Linked DNA regions of Homo sapiens: region 1 is linked to region 2. Evidence: read pairs that join two places in POLR2A ChIA-PET (ENCODE). Cell type or tissue: GM12878. All regions are shown on one strand. Each heading gives the region's core, and the rest is flanking DNA. Links, peaks and the distances in the headings are about the cores only.

Region 1 (11,051 bases), core at 2,809-7,808, 110 kb before region 2:
CAGCTTATTCTGTTTTCAGATAAATGCAAATCAAACGCCATTTTCTAAAATAATTCTTCCTAGCAAAAATGAGAGTATCTACTGAATCTCAAAATTCTCCATCCATTTGATAATTCTTCATATTAAAATTACATTTAATCCCACATGGCATCAGCAATTAAATCAATTTTGTCATAAGCATGGTTAGTTACTTGGTTCATCAATGTCTCTTCCTTTGATTGGATGCATTGACTCATTCATTCATTTTTGCAGAAAATAATTCTGGGTGGTATGCTTTAGCTCTTGTGTGTCAAGAAATGTTTTGCCTTCACTCTATTCACCTTGTTGTAACACTTCTCATTATTTGAAATCACTCTGTTCAGGCATTTGTGTATCTACCATTTCTCTCACAACAAAGTAAAATACATAAAGTATAAAAATCTTTTCCAATTTGACCATAATTGCATCCTCACAAAAAAAGAACATAATGGTGAATATCTGAGTGATCATATTGTGCAGTGAATATACTCAATCATTCTTCACCAGCACCCTGTGATACAGCTGGGTTCAGTGGCTTATACCTATAATCCCAGCAATTTGGGAGGCTGAGGCAGGAGGACTGCTTGAGCCCAGGAGTTAGAGACCAGCCTGGGCAACACAGTGAGACCCCAACTCTTAAAAAAAAAAAAAAAGTAAAGACAACAGCCAGGCATGGTAGTGTGAGCATGTAGTCCTGGCTCCTTGGAGGACTGAGTGGAGAGGATTGCTCAAGCCCAGGGGGTTGAGGCTGCAGTGAGCTATGATAGTTCCACTGCACTCCAGCCTGGGCCACAGAGGAAGACCCTGTCTCAAACAAAACAAAACAAAACCCATGATGTAGATATTATTATTTTCTTCAAAACAATTACCAAAAATTTGCAAGGCAAAAGAAATTAGCTAACTTGCTGAGGTTCACACACAGACTAAATGGCAGAGTTAACATTCCAGCAGTGTCAAGTATGAGTGACTGTTGCAGCCACATGCTCCTACTCAGCTGTCTTTCTAAAAGAGGGCCTTGGGGCAGGAGAGCAGTTAGCTGAGGGCCCCCAGCCACAGACGTCTAGAGGATCTGCCTCCGTCAATTTTCAAGCAGAGTCATGCACTTTGCAGGCAGTCCCCAGCCAATGACTGAGCACAGCAGTGGTAGCGGGGCTCTGCATTTCTACCCAGCAGACTTCTGGTGGGCAATCTCTACCAGAGCTTTGCAAAGGGCTGGCCAAGCCTTCCTCATAGCTGTGACACAGTCTCAGACCTTTCCTTCCCCTCTCCTTTCACAGGTGCTAGACCTGCAATTCCCATCTGAAGACTTCTTATGCCTGCTTCTGTTTTCTCTCTTTATTTTTCATAGTAATTCCCCCTAGTAAACATCTTTAACTCCTAGCTCCACTCTGGCATGTGCTTCCCTCTGGCATGTGCTTCCCAGGAGACCCAACAGAAAAGGTCCCACAACATCTGTGCAATGAATTAATGAAGTAAAAAATAAAACTGGGTTTAAGTTTCTATGTTCAAAGATCTTCCCTGAGGACATAATGACATAGCACCTATAATTAATGGCATGCAGTGGTACAGATCAGAAATATAAATCTCAGTCCCAGCCTTATTCCTGCTTAAGTCTTATGGGATTCTTTCTGGAAATCAAAAATTCTACCAGAGTATGTCTAGTACTCTTCCTTCTCTTCATACTGCAATAAAAGTGTCCTAAGATACTTTTTCTACATGTTAGACCTTCTAAACTTAAAACCATCTTAAAACTGATAGCAAAAGAATCTTCCAGCTGTTAGAAAAAGGAGGAAGTTAAGCATTTATCAGTGGTTGTCATTGTTGGCACACACACAAACTGTGGTTGAATTTTAAGTCTGGATCCTTAATTATGGCTTAATGTTTATACATTAAGGTTTCACTATGATGCAGCACTGAAATAAACAGTTGTGTAATAGAAGATTGCATATGCTACGACAGTCAGCATAATTAAAGGCAGAGAAATATCAAATCTCTCAGAATTTGAAGTTGAGGAGAGGCTGGAGGGATTCATTCATGTGTCATAGAGAACTATCATTCAAGCAGGTCACAACTGGTAAGCTGCCAGCTAACTTATAAGAAAAACAGTTAAACTTCCAATGATGCATGATTACATTTTTTTTAAAGCTGTTAAATGAACCCCAAGTAAAAAAATGCAAAACCTAACACAGGCATCCAAATTATATTATCACAACCTAAAGATGCTAAAGAAAAAGTCAAGATTACTTTTATGAAAAACTGTGCAATTACAATGCACGCAATATACCCTAAAATGATTTTAAATATATTTTCCATGCATATATAAAAAGAAAAAATAAAGGGGTAAAATGCTAGTAATATGGGAAAATCAGGTAAATCTGGGTAAAAAATATACAGAGGTTCTACCCATTATTCTTATTCTTTTAATAGTCATGTAAGTTTGAAATTATTTTCAAATAAAAAGTGTAAGCAGGCCAGGTGCAGTGGCTCATGCCTATAATCCCAGCAGTTTGGGAGGCCAAGGCGGGTGGATCACTTGAGGTCAGGAGTTTGAGACCAGCCTGACCAACATGGTGAAACCCCGTCTCTACTAAGAATACAAAAATTATCCGGGCGTGTTGGTGCATGCCTGTAATCCCAGCTACTAGGAAGGCTGAAGCAAGAGAATCGCTTGAGCCCTGAGGGTGGAGGTTGCCGTGAGCTGAGATCACGCCACTGCACTCTAGCCTAGGCGATAGAGTGAGACCCTGTTTCCAAAAAAAAAAAAAAAAGCGTAAGCAGCTTTGTACTAAAATGATACCATGCAGAATACAAATGGTTAAGTGATTCAGCATGAGAAGGCTGGGGGTGACAGAGGTGCTAAGGAAGTGGCATTTCACTGGGTGGGAAAAAAATATGTACACGTTTAGAGAAACCAGCTCTTAAGAATAATTAGATCTCTGGCTCCCTCGCTGAAAAGTTGTTTGGAAATAAGCATCTGACTGTTGATGGCATCCTTGAATCAAAGAATTGTTTAGGCTGCCTTTTTTTTTTCTCCATCTGCTCCTTAGCCAGATATTCCATCTCTTAGTTCCAACCTTCACATTTCTTAATTCTGCTTCAAAATTCTCATCTTAATAACGTTCTGCTTTGAATTGTGGAATAAATCCTCTGCTTAATTTTCCAGAAGACTAATTTTCTTAAGTCCTTGGTTGTTTCCATTTCTCCCTTCAGCCCACCTACTGACCCCACACCAGCACTTTTTTTTTTGAGACAGGGTCTCGCTCTGTCACCCACGCCGGCGTGAAGTGGTGCCATCTCGGCTCACTGAAACCTCCACCTCCTGGGTTCAAGCAATTCTCCTGCTTCAGCCTCCTGAATAGCTAGGATCATAGACATGGGCCACCATACTTGACAGTTTTGTTATGTTGGCCAGGCTGGTCTCGAACTCCTGGCCTCAAGTGATCCACCCGCCTTGGCCTCCCAAAGTGCTAGGATTACAGGTGTGAGCCACCATACCCGGCCCACACCAGAGCTTTTTAACATTATAATCCCACACTTAACTTGTAAGAACTCCTCCTTTGCTCAACCTTTCCCATTAGATGCTTTTTTTTTTCTTTAATCAGTTGCTCTGCTCTTGGATCTGAGACTATGAATTAGAATTTTCCTGTGTTAACTTTTCCCCAGTGGTTCCATGGGACTGGTTTGGTGGCCTCTCATTCTGTTGATTTCTTCTCAAATGTCTGATGATCCTTCTTGGTTGCTGGCTCATATTTACAAATGTGGGGCTAGAACGCTCACTATTAGTTGCTGCAGAGGATTTCTTTAGCACACATGAAAATAATGGGTAATGAACTGCCTTTACTTTTAGGTTCAGAAACCTCATATCCGTGGAGATGGAGACACAAAAGATACCTGGCACCTGCTACAACTTCTCCCTCCTGCTATACAGTCGCCCACTATATTCTGCCTTGGCAAATCTCCCAGATTATTTAAAACTAAGCTAAATGGCCTTGTTGCAGAAGCAAACTGGACCACTATCCCCTCAGAGCCAGACTGAGAGCAGAACTGGAGCAGCTGTTTCAGGTTATTAATTCCTGGCCAGGCGCTCTCATTAGTCACTTTTGTTGCCACCCCCTATGGTTTCAGTTCTTGGGAATCATCCAGGATGCTGTTAAGAAAATCCATTTTTCTAGTTATTCCCACTTCTGTCTCTATTGGGTTGTAAGTTCCTACTTCCTTTGCTGTGGAGTTTCGCCATCAATCTGATCCCATCTGCTTTATTTATTCCACAACGTCCTCAATGCTTCCGGGGTCTCTGGAGCAACTTTCTCATTTTGCAGCCCTGTTATGGATCTTTCCATATTTTTATGCTTCTTCTATTATTTTCAACAGAATTTTGAAAGGAAAGGAGAAAAAGTAAACAGACGCAGCTCACTGTATATCTACTTAAGGGGCCATAAAGGGGTCATTTCCTAAAAGTAGAGCCTCCAACCTCTTTTACATGTCCTCTCTGGATGCTAAGTGATTCATGGACGGCTTGGTTTCTAGCCCATCTTTTCCCCGTCGTCCAGGGAAAGCTACAACTCATAGAAAAAGCTTGACCATTATTACTTTTAATCACAAGGGTATCTGCGTAAAACAAGAAAACCTCATACATCAACCAAAATCTAAAGTCCCAGGTCCTCTGTAAAACAGTCAGATGTCCCTGACCACAACCCTTCTTAAAGTGCCATACTCATCCTGCTCCAACAACTCAAAGAAAGGGAGGCAGATGCAGGGGAACCTCCAAGGGGTGAGGATGTGGTTCAGTGCCCTGGCTGGCAACTCTAACCTATTTTGTATTTAGGGTCATTTTTCCAGTCTCTGCCCTCCCTCAATAATTACCGAGCATTTAATAGTAATCACAGAAGGCAAACTCCGGAATACAAAATACTAGAATTTGAATCTTAACACCAGGATTTGGCTTCATGACTTTGGACAAGTTCTTAACCTCTTAGTTACTTAATGCCTCATCTGTATATCATCCCAGGCCTTTCTAAGAGACAATACAAGGCTTGTGTAAATATATATGAGAATGTGTGGTGAAGCACTTAAAGCAGGCCCTATGACTGCTTTCTAAGATCCATGCAATTGGACATCACAGCTAGAGAATGATAAAGCTGATAGTGGACGTTTTCATTATCAGCATCTTCTGGTTGAATACCAACCAGGCTGGGCTATTGTGCTCTCTCCTGAAAAGGTCAACAGCATCTGCTCCACCACACCAGTCTCCCCCAACTGTTAACGCCTCTGGGGTTCATAAACATTCCTCTAACATGTTTTCACTAACATGGTAAAATAACTCAAACCTACAACTTCACAGATATTGTTTAGATAAGTATTTTTAAATGAGCAAAATTTAAATTGAGACAATATATTCTAAATCAGAGGTCCTCAACCTTTTTAGCTCCAGGAATTGGTTTCACAGAAGACAATTTTTCCATGGATGGGGGAAACAGGGATGATTTCAAAGGCATTAGATTCTCATAAAGAGCATGCAACCTAGCTCCTTCGCATGTGCAATTCACAATAGGGTTCATACTCCTGTGAGAATTCTTAACGCTCAGCTGATCTGACAGGTGGTGGAGCTCAGGCAGTAATGCTTGCTCACCCGCCACTCAACTCCTGCTGTACAGCCCCCATTCCTAACAGGCCATGGACTAGTACCGGTCCAAGGTCTGGGGGTTGGTGACCCTTGGTCTAAATAACAGTATAAGTGGTATCTAATGACAAAGCAGGATGACGGCACACTGCACTCATCTAAAGTTGGAAACACTACACCATTGTCACCAACAAGAGAGCCACAGAGCAGGACAAGAGTTTGAATACATAGCCTCTCCAAAAAGCTCTTTGGCCAAATGCATTCGGCAAGCACTACCTGCCAAATAAAACCATTCTAAATTGAAGATGCTTACTCAAATTTGTGTTGTTAAATATTTCTCCAATTTATCTAACCAAGAAACTCTCTGAAGTGATAACACTACAATGGCCCGCCAAACCCACTTTACAGAATGTTGAATTACAGCTGCCAGGCGCCTGGGAAGCAAAAGGCAAAAGTGTGGCGGGTGAAGCCAGAGCTTGGGGTGCCGGATGTTGGGGTGCCGGATGTCAGGGTACCCAGATCTGAATCCATGCTGCTACCTGACACTAGTATAAACGTAAGTGACAAGTGATCCCTGCTCTGACCTTCAGTGCCGGAATCCATAGACAGGGATAATGGTGCTGATCTGTTTAGAGCAGGGGTCAGCAAACTGTAGCCTGTAAACTGCTTTTATAAACAAGGTTTTATTGGAACCCAGCCACATTCACTCATCTGTGAATTGTTTCATGGCTGCTTTCACATGTATAGGGTTGTGTAGTTGCAACGGAAACTGTACACCTAAAATACTTACTAGCCAGGCCTAGACAGCAGGAGTTTGCCTACCCTTGGTGCAGAACATTGGTTCTCAACTCTGACTGCACATCAAAATAATTTATGAAGCTTTAAAAAAAAAAAAAAGTCAAAGCCTTGGCACCCCCTGAATCAACAGACAAAATCTTAGGCTGTGGAGATCTGACATCATTTAACTCCCCAGATGAGCTCAGTTGGTGCCTACAGCACCAGGCTTCAGGGGGCTGGGACCACCCCTGAGCCTCGTACAATTCACAGGCTAACAAGAGCTGTAAGGGGTTAACCCAACGCAAGCGTGAAGAGGGCCATGGGAGGCAGAGAAAAGCATGGCTACTTCGGGGATCTAGAGGCCAAAGAAAACGTGGGAACAATCCAGAAGTCTGCTTTTAAGGACATGGGGCTATCAGAGGGGACAGAAAGTAACAGTACAGAAATACAAAAGCAGACAGACCTGAGTCAACCTAAGAAGATTCAATAACAGCACAGAAAATTTAAAATTTGGGGAAAACATAATTTTACTTTAATTCAGTAAACAAAAGCCACTACTGGGAAGCAAATCATGAAGACTCCTACAGTATATGCAAGTAATACAAGTCCCCTGGGAGAAAAAAAGGAGAAGAGTGGCAATAATTAAAGAAATAAAAGGAAATGCCTCCATAGAAAGTAGAATAGAGGTTATAGGGACTGAGGGAGGGAGAAATTGGGGAGATATTATTTAACAGGCACAGAGTTTATGTTGGGAATTGTGTTAGTCCATTTTCATGCTGCTGATAAAGACATATTTGAGACTGGGTAATTTATAAAGGAAAAGAGATTTAATGGACTCACAGTTCCACATGGCTGGGGAGGCCTCATAATCATGGTGGAAGGTGAAAGGCACATCCTACATGGCAGCAGGCAAGAGAGAATGAGAGCCAAGCAACACGGGAAGCCCCTCATAAAACCGTCAGATCTCATGAGACTTATTCACTACCATGAGAACAGTTATGGAGGAAACAGCTGATGATTTAATTATCTCCCACCAGGTCCCTCCCATAACACGTGAAAATTATGGGAGCTATACTTAAAGATGAGATTTCGGTGGGAATATAGCCAAACCATATCAGGAATGATGAAAATATTTTGGGTATAGATCATGATGGTTACACCACAGGCAACTGTCTTTAATGGCACTAAATTGTACACTAATAGTTAAAATGATAAACATGTATGTTTCCCCACAACAAAAACATAATGTATAAATATAAATATGTACATGAGCAAAAAAAATAACGAAAAGGAAATATCTTTCATTTGAAGAGAGACTTGTAAGACTAACTACAAGCCAGGGAAACTGATGAAAAAGATGCATAGCTGGACACATTCTACTAAAATTTCCAAATTCCATAATAGAGAAATGATCCTTCAAGTTTCCAAACAGACATGAAAACTTGTGGGTATTTCCATCACTCGGTTTCAATATCTTTCCTACAGATTTGGTGAATGGGGGAGAGTTCAGTATATTCTGCCTTCCCAAACCATCTACAATAGTACTTCTAACTTCAATCTCTGCAAGGTTAACAATTATTCAAAATGAGACAGCAAGTCAAACATATCAACAGGTAGCATATACTATAAGGTCACAATACAATTTATCATCAAACACACTGGAGGATAAAAAGAGTTGCCATTAATAATTACACTGAGACAACAGATTCCAACCTGGGCTCGTGGTTACCCTTAACTCCTGAAACGGTTCAATAAATAAGATTCAAGTTTCCAGGCATTCTTATCAAAGATCTGACATTTTAAAAAATAAAGGAGGCCTGATTTTTTTTCTATTTTCAATTCTTTATTTAGCAGTGTCATAAATAAAAAGGAAATAACCTATTTTTCTGCCTTAGCATTAAACTGTAAGTTTACATGAAATTAAATAGCATTTCGTTAAGAAAAATTGAAGCGTTTTTAATGCCATAGTAGATATCTTTCAAAAATGCCTAAAAATGAAAAACTGTTTATTAAATAACACTTCACCTTATCTTATGAACACATTAGCTGCAAGAGAAAAGACAACCCATTTTTTAAGGTGTCTGTATATCAATAAAGAACACTGGACACTTAATATTTATGAATATAATAAAAGCCATTTTATTTGGCATTTTAATCTAATTGAAAGCTTTCTACTGGGACCATCCTGAGGTTCTTATAGGAGTCTGAGTCTCTGATTTTTTTTCAGCCAAAATTCTTGATGTCGGACCTATTACTCATTATTTCAGAATATATTTGAGCAACTATTGTGTCCTGGGAGTGAGAGCAGAAATACAAAAACAGACCTCAAAGACTAATATTACACAAGTGTACACTAAGTGTTAAGTGCTACAAGAGGGATATGTAACTGAATCCTAGGGAATACAGAATTTCAATGTTGCTGAAAAGTAAGATGATTGGGGAAACATTTCTGAACTTTGCTGTAAAAAGAAAAACAAACAATACTAGTGGAAATTTAAAGGGCAGACAAAGAAGGGGAAAATCATTTAAAGTGAGATAACCTTGCAAAGATCTGTATTTGTTTTCTATTGCTGTGTAACAAGTTACCACTAACTGAGCTGCATAAATCCACACCTGTTTATTAGCTCACAGCTCTGTAGGTCGGAAGTCCAGGCACAGGGAGTGAGCAGATCCTCTAGTCAGGTGTAAATGGCCCCAGAGAACCGAGATACCAATAGTGAGGGTGTTCCTGAGTTCATGAATGGATCAAGGGAGGGAGGGAGAAGGCAAACAAGTGGTCAGAAAAAGACAGGCAGGCAGACGTTCTGGGTGTCCAGCTGAAAACATCCAGGAAAAAAACTGGAAAACAATGTGTGCCACATTAAATAAGCTCTTTCTGCCTGCAGCCAGCCCTCTGAGAGCAATGAGCACAAGGTCCTCCTATCAATGGTAAACTTTGTTTAAATGTAAGGCTGTTAAAATTCACGAGAAGAGTAATAAAACTCCAGGGCAGAAGTCAAGAAACTTGCCAGGTGCCAGACGGCAAATACTTTGGGCTTTGCAGGCCAAGAGGCAAGATCCATAATATGATGTAGGTACTTATATAATGAGAGGATACAAATAATCACACAAGTTTTTATTGACAAAAATCAAAATATAACAATTGGGTATAATTTTTTCTAATACTTGGCAAAGATACTCTCGACCAAACCTTTAGTCAGGTTCCCTTGAGCCCTCTTCTCAAGGGGGCCTCTACTTTAGCCTTCAGTGTCTGTCCCTTCAGAGTTGTAGCAAGAATCCTCCGAAGTCAGTTTAGAGAGAATGCTCCCACCCACGATATCTGGTCAAACCCCTCTCTTCCAACATCCACCAAGTGATATCTGATCATCCCGTACTGCCTTCAACAAGAATCCTCAGGGTCCTTTAAGCGAGAATCTCGCTACCCTTGATGTCTTCCTCTTAGTAATTTCCCATCCACTGACTCTCCAACCTCTTCAGCTATAAACCTCCACTTGTTCTTGTTGTATCTGGAGTTGAGCCCAATCTTTGTCCCATACTGTGACGGTCTTGAAACCCATCACAACAGTCTTAAACAAAGTCTTCCTTACCATTTTAACAAGTATGAGAATAATTTTTTCTTTAACACACTGGTCAACTATGAGAAGAACGGATTTCTTTCTGTTGGGGGAATAACATTTGACTTAATCAGAGTTCCCAATCGTCAGATCAATTGCAAATGTATAAAGCTACTCTTAGCTACATAAAAGCAGGCACGGTTGGGATTTTTGGTCCTTGCTCTTTAGAATGCACAAGGGAGAGAAAATAATATTGCTAAGAAATCCTAATACACATATTCCTTCCAATACACTGCCCATGTTACAGCACCACAGTAGCACTGGAAAAATTGCATTTGGTGTCTCAGGAGGGAATGCAGGAATGCGGAGGCGAAAAAGCACATCAAGGGAGAAAGTCCATCCCAACCAGCGCTTCGTCTCCTCCTATTTCCTTAGGACTAGTTCCATTAAAAAAAGAGAATACTGGAAATAGACAGATCTTAAACAACAGAAACCTACTGCCTAGATAAATCCAGGCCTGGTTGGAACTTTTAATAGTTTGCACAATGGTTTTTAAACTTGACTGTAACTCACCGTTTTCCTTCAATAACCCAATATACATAGATATTGGATATTTTTCATTCATGTATTTAATTACAAAGATTTACTGAGTGCCTACTTGAATGCTTGATAGCATTCAGGGTGATGGGGAAAACAGAACAAAATAAAGAGTCCTGCCCTTATAGAGTTTATGTACTAGTGGGTGGAAGAAAAAATAAATAAGCAAAACACAGAATATGTTAGCTGTTGAAAATTTCTATGGAGAAAAATAACATAAGAAACAGAGACATAACATAAGAAACAGTGGAGGTGTAGCTGGGTGGATTTCTCTTTTAAAGAGTGTGGTAAATGACATTCTCACTGAAAAGATGGCTTTTTTCTAAATGATTTTTATTTTACAGTAACAGTAGGCATACAATGTAATGAATTAGAAAACAAAGACTAGCCAAACCAAGAAAATAAAAGCATATCCCCATCATCTAGAGATGACCATTTTAACACCTTAATAAAGCTCATTTCCAACACTGTCACCCACATATATT
Region 2 (11,051 bases), core at 4,071-9,070:
CTGCCAATACTGCAGAGGGCGTACACCTGTCTGGAAATAGTTCATAATTTCAAGAGGGGAAGATGAGATTGCTCACAATTTCGTAAACAAGCTGTCGGTCCACCGTGGATCGCAATATCCAAGGGAAGAGAGGGGGGTGATATTACTCCCCATATCGTGGGGAGTGCCCACCCCCCTGCGATGTGGATTGCCATATCCAGGGGGCAAGATGGGGATGATATTACTCCCCATATCGAGGGAATGTCTACCCCACTGCGATGTGGATCGTAATATCCAGGGGAGGAGAGGGGGGTGATATATTACTCCCCATATTCTCTTATGATCTCATGCCTCCCGCCCAGCCCAGAGATGAGACTTTCCTTACCCAATGAGGAAAGGACAGTCTCTTCAACAAATAGTGCTGGAAAAACTGGATATCCACATGTGGAAGAATAAAAATTGACCCTCATCACACAACACACACAAAAATCAACTCAAAGTGGATTAAAGACTTAGATGTATGACCTGAAAATGTAAAAGTATAGAAGAAAATAGAAGGGAAAACCCTATGACGTTGATCTGGGCAGTGATTTTGATTTTTTGGATATGACCCCAAAGGCGCGGGCAACAAAAGCAAAAAGAAAGAAATGGGATTATGTCAAACTCAAAAGCTTCTGCCCAAGCAAGGAAGTAATCAACAGAATGAAGAGGCAACCCATGGAATGGGAGAAAATATTTGGGAACCATATATCTTATCTGATAAGTGGACAAAATCCAAAATCTATAAGGAAATCAAATGACTCAATAACAATAAAACAAATGACCTGATTTACAAATGGGTAAAGGATTTGAGTAGATATTGCTCCAAAGAAGACATGGAAATGGCCGATTGCTAAGAAAGTAGATTTTAAGTGTTCTTTTTACAAAAAAATGATAAGTATTTGAGATAGGGCTTTGTTAAATAGCTGAATTTGGCCAGTCAACAATATATAAATATATCGAAACATGTTGTATACTATAAATATATACAATGTTTACTTGTCATTTAAGATAAACAAATTTTTAAAAATGAAACAAACAAAAAGATTTGACAATTCCAGAATGAATGACTGAGATAAAATGTAGTGATCTGATCATCTTGAAAGGTCATTACAATTGATGGAATTATTTTGGCTGTTGTGGAATATTTTCCACGTGGCCTTGTTTGGAAGCAGGGTTATAAATAAGGTCATCCTTTCCTGATTTTAGGGATGTGAAATCAAACTTAGAATTTTAAAATTTTGTTTTGAGTTGGGCTTCCACTGGTAGAAAAATAAATAAGAACTTAATTCCATTCTTTGGAATTGAAAAAATAGATTTTTAAACAAAATTTGTCTACCTGTGCTGTGGTGGAAAAGTATGGGTGTCTGTGACAGTGTTTCTTTTATCAAGTGAAAAAACTTCAACCCAGACTGGGCTAATTTTTCATTTCATAATATGGCCATATCGGGGAAGCAATCATTTCCAGATCTTCACTGGCATTTTAATTACTAACTTTTACATTTCACATGTTTAATGGAATCTGGAAAAGGAGACACAGATTTTAGTCTTCTTGGCTTGTTTGTGGGTATAGAACAATCTTAACTCAGATATCGTGGAAGTCAGTGGGCTGTGTAGACAGGATCTTCTGGGGAGCTGATTGTTCACGCACTGCACAACTCTCTTTCAATTATTGAAATCAACTTTTTTCCAATGCCTCAAAGCAAGGACGATTCTGAGGGCTTTGAAAGCAATTTTTCATTTTATTTCTTTGCAAACTGACACATCTTGATGTTTACTATATAACAGAAGAGCTGATTTAAAGCAGTATGCTGCTAAACCTAGCTCTCTCCCTACCTCTCCCTGCCTCTGCCACCCTGGATCCTGTGGCCCTCAGTACTGTTCTGTGCCATATGTTAGAATCCCAGAATGACATTCTAAATAGGAGACAGGCAACAGAATACTAAAAATTGAGTGAATTTATGATTCAACTGAGATTCTCTCTCCAGTATTCTTTTCCCCAGTAAAGTGATTGTACTGATTCCTTTGTAAATGTGGTCACTTGGAAAGTTCTAAGGATTGAGCAAATTGCTTTTAAAGAATCTCCATTTTCTACATATGTATGTCACCTACTCAAAATCTTATTTCCCGGTTTAAATTGTTTTCTAACAAATATGGTATACTTCCCTCAGCAATCCCTCAACTGTAAGAAAAATGCATTTTTTTCTTCTAGTGATAAATAGTAAGTTCATTGCATTTCTTAGAATAGAAACATTGATAATTGATAACCTCCACACATGTCCCCAGTCCTCATGTCTGTATTATTAGCTTCATATGGAAGGACTGTGTGTGTGTGTATGTGTGTGTATGTGTCCATAATAAAAGAGGAATCTATTGTGCTAATGAGAGTTTCCAATCAACAAGTTTTGCCTTGTGAATTACAGTTTTAAAGTACTTTCGATTATTAAATTTATTGCTATTTAAAATCCATCTTTAGGAACCTTGCTATTCATACTAGAACTTTAGTTACGGCCTCAAGTTTGAGCCCCTCCCAAAAGATCTCATCTCCTGGAGCCTGCTAAAGTGTATAAAATATGTTCAGAAAAATACATCTTGGCCAGCCATGGAGTGGAATGGAGAGCTGGTGGGATGTATGGCTGAGAGGAGAGGTCCAAGACAGTGCCTTTCCTGGTCACAAGGTCAAGGTCAATATGGCTCACATGGGTGATGCCATTTTCTTCTTGTTCTCATAACATCCAGAAGATGTGCTGGCTGATCAGCAGTTTTGCAGAACTGCTACTTTGCTTCTCAGGGAGTGCTCTAGAATATATTTACATAACTTGAGAAAAATATCTTCAGCATATACTGTATGGCCAGTACTGTGCCTGAGCCCTCTTAGTGTCTAGATGTGAACCGTAGTTAGAGTCTCATGGTTAAAAGTTGTTTTGTATTTCAGTCTCTTCTGCCACTTGGTTTTTCAAATGTTTTCCTTTTTGAGACAATCACAATTACCTGTATATGTAAATTTTATTGTTAAAGATGAGTACTGATCTTTGGACTTGATTTTGGGTCATAGGCTTGCAAAGCTTTACTTAAGACTTCAGTAAGTAAAGGCCCATGACTGATTTGTAGAATCACTGAAATAATAGTAAGACTCTACTTCTCAGAAGATGAAACAGAGTCTTAAAGAAGTTTATTATTAAATTAGACACTTTTTTTCTCTTTTTTTTTTTTTTTTTTTTTTTTTGAGATGGTGTCTCACCCTGTTGCCCAGGCTGGAATACAATGGCACGATCTTCACTCACTGCAATCTCCATCTCCCGGGTTCAAGCAAGTCTCCTGCCTCAGCCTCCCAAGTAGTTGGGTTTACAGGTATGTGCCACCCCCCTGGCTACTTTTCGTATTTTTAGTAGAGATGGGGGTTTTGCCATGTTGGTCAGGCTGGTCTCGAACTCCTGACCTCAGGTGCTCTGCCCACCTTGTCCTCCCAAAGTGCTGGGATTACAGGCATGAGCCATTATGTCCAGCCAACAGCTGTGTTTTTAACTTGAATTTTATTCTCTAATTTCTGATAAGAATTTTTATTTGGGGTGTGTTATGATATTTGAATATCTGATATTTTGTGGGAGATGGAGATTGCAGATGATTTACCAGATTTGCAGAGCAAGTAATAGAGGACAGTTTATTCCTTCTTAGTTTTCACTTGCTCTTCTTCCACATGCGTTAGCCACTGTTAGCTCCACTCCAGATGAGATAGAGCTTCTTTTCTGTCTGAGCATGAATTTGCTAGGAGCCATAAGATAAGTTTTTTTCTTAGGTCACACAGTTATTAAATAAATATTCACTGAGTTTAATTTATGAACAACGAAAGTAAAACCAGACATGATTCCTCCCCAAAAGATGAGCGCATGTGAAACAGTGGGGAACACAACATCTTTCAGGTTGCCAGTGTATGGTGGCACTACAGGATCGAGGTTATGTATTATAGACAATAAGTAAGGAAGACATATCTGAGCTGATTCTAAGATCAGAATCTGGTGATGTGTTAATTGAACACTTGGCAATTGCTTTCTTAGTTTACCCATTCAGATTACTTATCCTATTGAGGAAATGAAGACAGAAAAGATTGGTGGCTTTATTATATGTTACACTGATGCTTTGGGTTAGAGAGCATGGGTTGTATAAAATATTTTAAAATGTGGATGGATAATTTTAGACCAGTTAGGATGGCTACATTAGAGAATCCAAGGCAATGTCTGCCATTATCTTTACAACACACACTGATTTTTTTGTGTACCTTGTCATTATGTAAGCTGCCTACAGGGCTGTGGTAAGTCACGGACAGGGTTAAGGAGAAGGGTACATGTCGAGAAACTAAATCACATTTGGAGAGGAGATGTAACAAAGGTAGGGTTCAGAGGTTTACTGGTAACAATTCCAAATTTGGAATGAAAAAGTTACTCTTTGTTTAGCGTTCAAGTTGGGAGTTTGCCCTGCAAGAGACAGTCAACAACTGACTTCACTCGAATGTGCTTGGAAAGGGAAGAACTTAAACCAGCCATGAACAGGAGAAGAAAGCCAGGTTTTCTGGAAACATCGCCAAAACCCAACAATTTCTCAGAATGTTCAGAGGCGCCAGGGGGGTGTTTGCATTTCAATGGAAAAAGTTCTGAAAGCGCCTTTCCGGCTGTGACGACATAACCCACACGAGAACATGCCTCTCGCAAAGGATCTCCTTCATCCCTCTCCAGAACAGGAGAAGAGGAAACACAAGAAGAAACGCCTGGTGCAGAGCCCCAATTCCTACTTCATGGATGTGAAATGCCCAGGATGCTATATAATCACCACAGTCTTTAGCCACGCACAAACGGTAGTTTTGTGTGTTGGCTGCTCCACTGTCCTCTGCCAGCCTACAGGAGGAAAAGCGAGGCTTACAGAAGGTTATTCCTTCACGAGGAAGCAGCACTAAAAGCACTCTGAATCAAGATGAGTGGGAAACCATCTCAATAAACACATTTTGGATAAAAAAAAAAAATTCTGAAAGCTCTGGAAACTATTCTGTTTTACTTTCTCATTGAAAGGCAAAAAGCATGGCTGTAAATAAGAGACAGAAGCACTTGCTATGGCTTTGTTAAGAGTGAAGAAAAGGGACCTCTGGAAAATTTGAATTGTCCAATCCTTTGCCACAGAGCCAAGACAAAGTGGTCCAAGTCATAATGGCAAATAGAAAATAAAAGTACTTCCTCTCTGAGAGAAGAAATAGAAGTAGCAGTTTTTATGGGGGCCCTGGGGTGGGTGTGGGCATTCACTATCTTCAATTTCAGACCTCTTGAGTTTAAGGTGCCTTTGAGAGCTGGAGGTAGATAGCAGGACTGAAAAGCTGGGTATAGATTCAGGAGTTGTTGGCTGGTCCCTGCAGCTGGATTCATGGGCCTTGATGGCACTGCCCAGGGAGTAATTTATAATATTACTCTTAATAACGTATCTTTTGTGATTTACCTTGAATCTAGAGAGAAGTGCAGTTATATTTCTTCACACCATCAAGGAGACCTAATTGTCTCCAGTCACTGATAAGATAAATGATGGGAGAGGGTGGGGTGCTCAAAAGTCAGTCTTTTCTGGGGACACAGGTCAGTGTGTCTCTCCTGGGTCCCTCTGTGCCACAGCTACTCCTCTTAAATCTTGATTCAAGGGCTTCAGAAGCTAATGGCATAGTTATGAGAGGGGTGAAGACTGTGACTGCATTTCCAACAGACCCTGAGGACAACTGGGAAGAATGAGTACGGAGTCCTACTATCCAGTGCCATCTGCCCCATCTCACTCTCCATCCTTCCCTTTGCCCTTCCACCTTCAGTTGTTCATTCAACACGTGTTTTCTGAGCACGATCTGCGCTCCAGGCACTGGGCTGTGTGTTGGTGGTATAGCTAGCAAGACAGATTTGGTCCCTGATCTTATGGGGCATCCTTGGGGACAGGGTGGGGTAGGGAGATACAAATAAGAAAACCAAGAATTATAATTATACTTATGGGAGGTAATGAGATGGAGAAAAAACTTGGTGCATGAAAGTGCAAGAAAAAATTTGGCTCAGGAAAGTATGAAAGAGGAATCCTGGCTCGCAGGTGAGGGAGGGTATCTGGGAGAAACTGAACCAGGCAGAATCATTTCTGTTTCCTGTCTCCGTGACTTATTTCCTCTCTCTTGAATATTCTTCTCCATTTTGTTTGTCTAGTTAACAGACCAGGGCATGGAGCAAGCTGGTTTAATCACTGCATCAAACAGAAGAGTAGATACAGATAAGCTCATTTTACAGATTAAGAACCTGAGCTCAGAGAATTTAAATAATGTGCCAAGTTAACACAGCTATTGGTGGAGCTGGTGTCTCAAATCTCTGTCTTAGTCATGTCTGGCTTTTTTCAGCTGCGTCATATATCAAGCAATCTATTTCTGGTTTAATGTCCGTTAAATGAACTGATGTCAGGAAAGCACCAGGCATATGCCTGTTACAAGAGAGTATGGTGGTTAAGAACATGGACTTTTGAGTCAGATAGAACTGGTTATGTGTCCTCTTCTGTCGTTTTCTCTCTGGGTGACCTTGGTTATCTGATTTTGGTTTTCTGAGCTTCAGTTTCCTTATCTGGAAAATGAAGATAGTAACAGCATCTACCTTGTTGGATGATAGGAAATGCCTGTAGAGATTCCTTAATGTAAATATGTTCTCCATAAATATGAGATATTTTTATTGATTTAGGCACTGAATATTTTTGAGCAATTTCTATATGATAAGCAGTTTTTAGGTAAGTATTTCTTATTCTGCTTTTTTCATCTCTTTCTCCTCTTCCTTCTCTCTCACAACAACATGTAGCAAAGTTAAATGTTCAATGGCAATAAAAACGAGTGAGAAAAAAGAGAAGGATAAGACAATTGAGAGATAGAAATGGGAAAGAGAAAAGAGAAACTTAAGTGGAGGCAAAGGCAAAGAAAGAAAACAGAAGCAAAGAAATCACAATTATGGGTAACAGGAAGGAACAGTGAACACTTGAGGAGAGTGGGTAAAGAGAGAAACTACTGAATTACAGTCTCTCCAAGCTATGAGCTTTCCAATATTTCAACTGCTTCGACACAAAACAGCTGTTTCTGTTGTGAGGCTATTCAAGTTGATCCAACAAGCTAATTTCTATGGTCCTCTTGGATGCAAGGATTGAAACTGTGATTTTATTTGCCAGTTCTTTCAATTTTTGGATTTAATTCCTATTTTTTTCTGCTTGAAGCCAAACAAGCTTAAAATATGAGGACTGAGGACGTAACACAATGTGAATGTCAAGGAGAAGTTTCTATTGGAAATAGTGCTCTGGTTTGACAAGACCATCGGAAGCTGAAAACTGACATAACCTTAATGTATATAAGTAGATAAGGCTGTTCCCCAAGGGGTTCAATATGCTTTTATAGATTTATCATTCTATCTTCCTTCCAAGTTTTGCAGGAAAAATGAGACGATTCTTTTGTTTGCAAATTTACAGATAAATAAATCGAGATAGACTTGTGTAATAACTTGCCTGAGGTGACTCTGTAAAATGAATGGAGAAGTCAGGCATGTAGTCCAGTTCTCTAATTCTAACCCGGTAAACATTAGTTAGCAGGGTGTCTTGTTTTTTAAAGAAACTCAAAACCTTAAGGAGGAACTGCAACTTTATAAATGAAACACATTCAAAATGTTTGGCCCTCACTATTTTATTTCTTAGGTTTGTGTCTGTACATATTAAATGGGGATGGCAATAGCAAAAACCAATCAATTACATTTGGCAGGAAAGAAGTAGAATAAGTTGGTGTTTTCACTATTAGGATTTATAAATTTCATTGGATTTCAGATATCTAATAGATTTGGGATATGGCTGTTTAATATTTCCGTGTATTTAGTTGTCTGAAATTAGTATTGGTCAGCCAGCCTCCCCTCCCCTTGCATTTCAGGTTAATGCCAACAATAATGTGTGTGTCCAAGAGGGTTATAGGGGAGCAATGGAGGGGTGCACCCTGACTCTGACACCTTGTTCTGAAGTATACAGTTGCTAGACAGAGTTCTTCCTCTTGTTCTCTGGAATGTGGTGAAGAGGAAGGAACCAGCTGTCTTGGGTTGCAATTTCAAAATGTCAAGTTTTCTTTTTATGTGTATGTGTGTGTGTGTGCATGTGTGTGTGTATGTGTATGTGTGTGTGTATATGTGCGTGTGCGTGTGCATGTGTGTGTGTTATGGCCAGGGATTGGCAAGAAAAAGATTTTCACAGGTGAAGGCATGGCCTGCCCCTCCACACCTGTGGGCGTTTCTCGTCGAGTGGGACAAGAGACTGAGAAAAGAAAGACACAGAGACAAAGTATAGAGAAAGAAAAGTGGGCCCAGGGGACCAGCACTCAGCATATGGAGGACCCGCCCCGCTCAGCATATGGAGGACCCGTGCCGTGCCGGCACCGGTCTCTGAGTTCCCTCAGTATTTTTGGATCATTATCTCTACCATCTCGGAGAGGGGAATGTGGCAGGACAATAGGGTAATAGTGGGGAGAGGGTCAGCAGGAAAACATGTGAAAAATGTTTCTGTATCATAAACAAGTTAAAGAAAAAGGTGTTGTGCTTTGATGTGCACATACATAAACATCTCATTGTATTAAAGAGCAGTATTGCCACCAGCATATCTCACCTCCAGCCCTAAGGTGGTTTTCTCCTATCTCAGTAGATGGAATATACAATTGAGTTTTACACCCAGATATTCCATTGCCCAGGGACGAGCAGGAGACAGATGCCTTCCTCTTATCTCAACTGTAAAGAGGCCTTCCTCTTTTACTAATCCTCCTCAGCACAGACCTTTTATGGGTGTCGGGCTAACGGAAGGTCAGGTCTTTCCCTTCCCACGAGGCCATATTTCAGACTATCACATGGGGGGAAACCTTGGACAATACCTGGCTTTCCTAGGCAGAGTTCCCTGAGGCCTTCCTCAGTGTTTTGTGTCCCTGGGTACTTGAGATGAGGGAGAGGTGATGACTTTTAACAAGCAAGCAAAGCACATCCTGCATAGCCCTAAATCCATTAAACCTTGAGTCTACACAGCACATGTTTCTGTGAGCACAGGGTTGGGGGTAGGGTTACAGATTAACAGCATCTCAAGGCAGAAGAATTTTTCTTAGTATGGAACAAAATGGAGTCTCTTGTGTCTACTTCTTTCTACATAGACGCAGTAACAGTCTGATCTCTTTTTCTTTTCCCCACACACAGGCAAGGGGGATGAGTCCATAAGATGACACTGGAATAGGGGATTGGCTTGGGTGCACCAGGGGGCCAGAGACATGGGTCATCCCTGGAGACGGGAGTTGGGACGCTCCCCTGGGATGGAGACTGGAAGTGCAAGAGAGAAGAAAGTTGTTGTGAGGTCAGGAGCATGGTGGCTGGAGAGATCTTCAAAGTATGAAGAGCATCAGCTTCTGGGTCAGATCGCCCAGGTCTTCCACCTATTAGTTGGGTGATTTTAGGACAATGTCATCATTGGTGGCTCCCTAGAATCAGACCTTAAGTCAAGGAGTTGAGAGCAAGTTATTAACTTAGTGTTGATTCCAGGAAACACTGGCAGGAAAGTAGGGAACTGAGAAAGGAAAGGCACAGAATATAGGGTGGATTATCGAGCAAGTTAGCACAGTGGGAATAGGAGCTGAATTCTACTGAGGAGCCCTCAGAGCAAATGGAGAACGTATCTTCCCAGAGTTATTCCAACACAATCCTATGGAGGGAAGAGACAGACCCTCTCATATTGTTTTATATTGTTTTATACTCAGTACCTGTTTTAAGAAAAAGCAACAAGGAAGTAAAACCAAAGACAGGCAGCCCGGCGCCAGGCCCGAAACCGGGCCTGGGCCTGCCTGGCCTAAACCCAGTAGTTAAAAATCAACTCGTAACTTAGAAACCAATGTTATTCATAGATTCCAGACACTGTATAGAAGAACATTGTGAAACTCCCTGCCCTGTTGTGTTTCTCTCTGACAACCGGTGCATACAGCCCGTCACGTACCACCTGCTTGCTCAAATCAATCACGACCCTTTCATGTGAAATCTTTAGTGTTGTGAGCCCTTAAAAGGGACAGAAATTGTGCATTCGGGGAGCTTGGATTTTAAGGCAATAGCTTGCCGATGCTCCCAGCTGAATAAAGCCCTTCCTTCTACTACTCGGTGTCTGAGAGGTTTTGTCGGTGGCTCGTCCTGCTACATCTCCTGGTTCCCTGACCAGGAAGTGAGTTGACTGAGGGAGGGCCGAGGCAGCCCCTTAGGCTACTTAAGCCTGCCCTGTGGGGCATCCCTGCGGGGGACTCTGACCAGCCTGAGTGACGCCTTCCAAAGAGCGCTCCCGGGTGGGAAATTGTCCTGGTGGAACGCCTCACCAGAGCAACAGGTAGCAGGCCCCCGCGGAGGATTAACACAGTGGCTGAACACCGGGAAGGAACTGGCACTTGGAGTCCGGACATCTGAAACTTGGTAAGACTAGTCTTCTGAACTTGCCCCACTCCACCTGAGTGGAAGCGTGGCCTGATCACCCACGGTGTGCCTGTATTGGCACCTTTGTTCTGGTTTTGACTTGCCTTGACTTGGTAAGACTAGTCTTTTGAACTTGCCCCACTCCATCTGAGTGGAAGCATGGCCTGATCACCCATGGTGTGCCTGTACTGGCACTTTTGTTCTGGTTTTGACTTGAACTGAATTGCTGGATACTTTGGTTTTGGTTTTTGACCTGGCTTGGATTTCTGGATACTGTGATTTTGGTTTTGATTTTGGTTTGGCGTAAACAGCAAAAGTGTGTGTGTGTGCCCTTTTACCTGTTCTTTGTTTTGTGGTGTGTGTGTGTGGTGTGAGCGTGGTGTTTTGTCTCGAAAAAACATGGGTCAGGCGCAAAGTAAGCCCACCCCACTGGAAACTATGTTAAAAACATTTCAAGAAAGGATTTAATGGAGACTATGGAGTCACTATGACTCTAGAGAAACTTAGAGCTTTGTGTGAAATACACTGGCCAGCATTAGAGGTGGG

What was found. Peaks named below come from ENCODE experiments on the same cell type or tissue, not always from the same donor. Only the 100,000 strongest peaks of a DNase experiment are listed, where the experiment ranks them.
Region 1: POLR2A ChIA-PET joins it to region 2 with 17 read pairs; 3 of 35 experiments call an interaction of 5 or more read pairs at or near these places.

Annotation. Positions count from the first base shown.
Region 1 is chr4:22,481,836-22,492,886 of GRCh38, forward strand. All of the region lies in intron 1 of ADGRA3 (adhesion G protein-coupled receptor A3), which reads right to left. Among named protein-coding and RNA genes, the nearest start is that of MIR12115, 28 kb to the right of the region's middle. In GM12878, for the core only: no CTCF peak of the experiment used is centred there; no DNase peak of the experiment used is centred there.
Region 2 is chr4:22,589,485-22,600,535 of GRCh38, forward strand. It overlaps the pseudogene RPS27P13. Among named protein-coding and RNA genes, the nearest start is that of ADGRA3, 79 kb to the left of the region's middle. In GM12878, for the core only: no CTCF peak of the experiment used is centred there; DNase peaks (open chromatin) are centred at 6,257 and 6,497.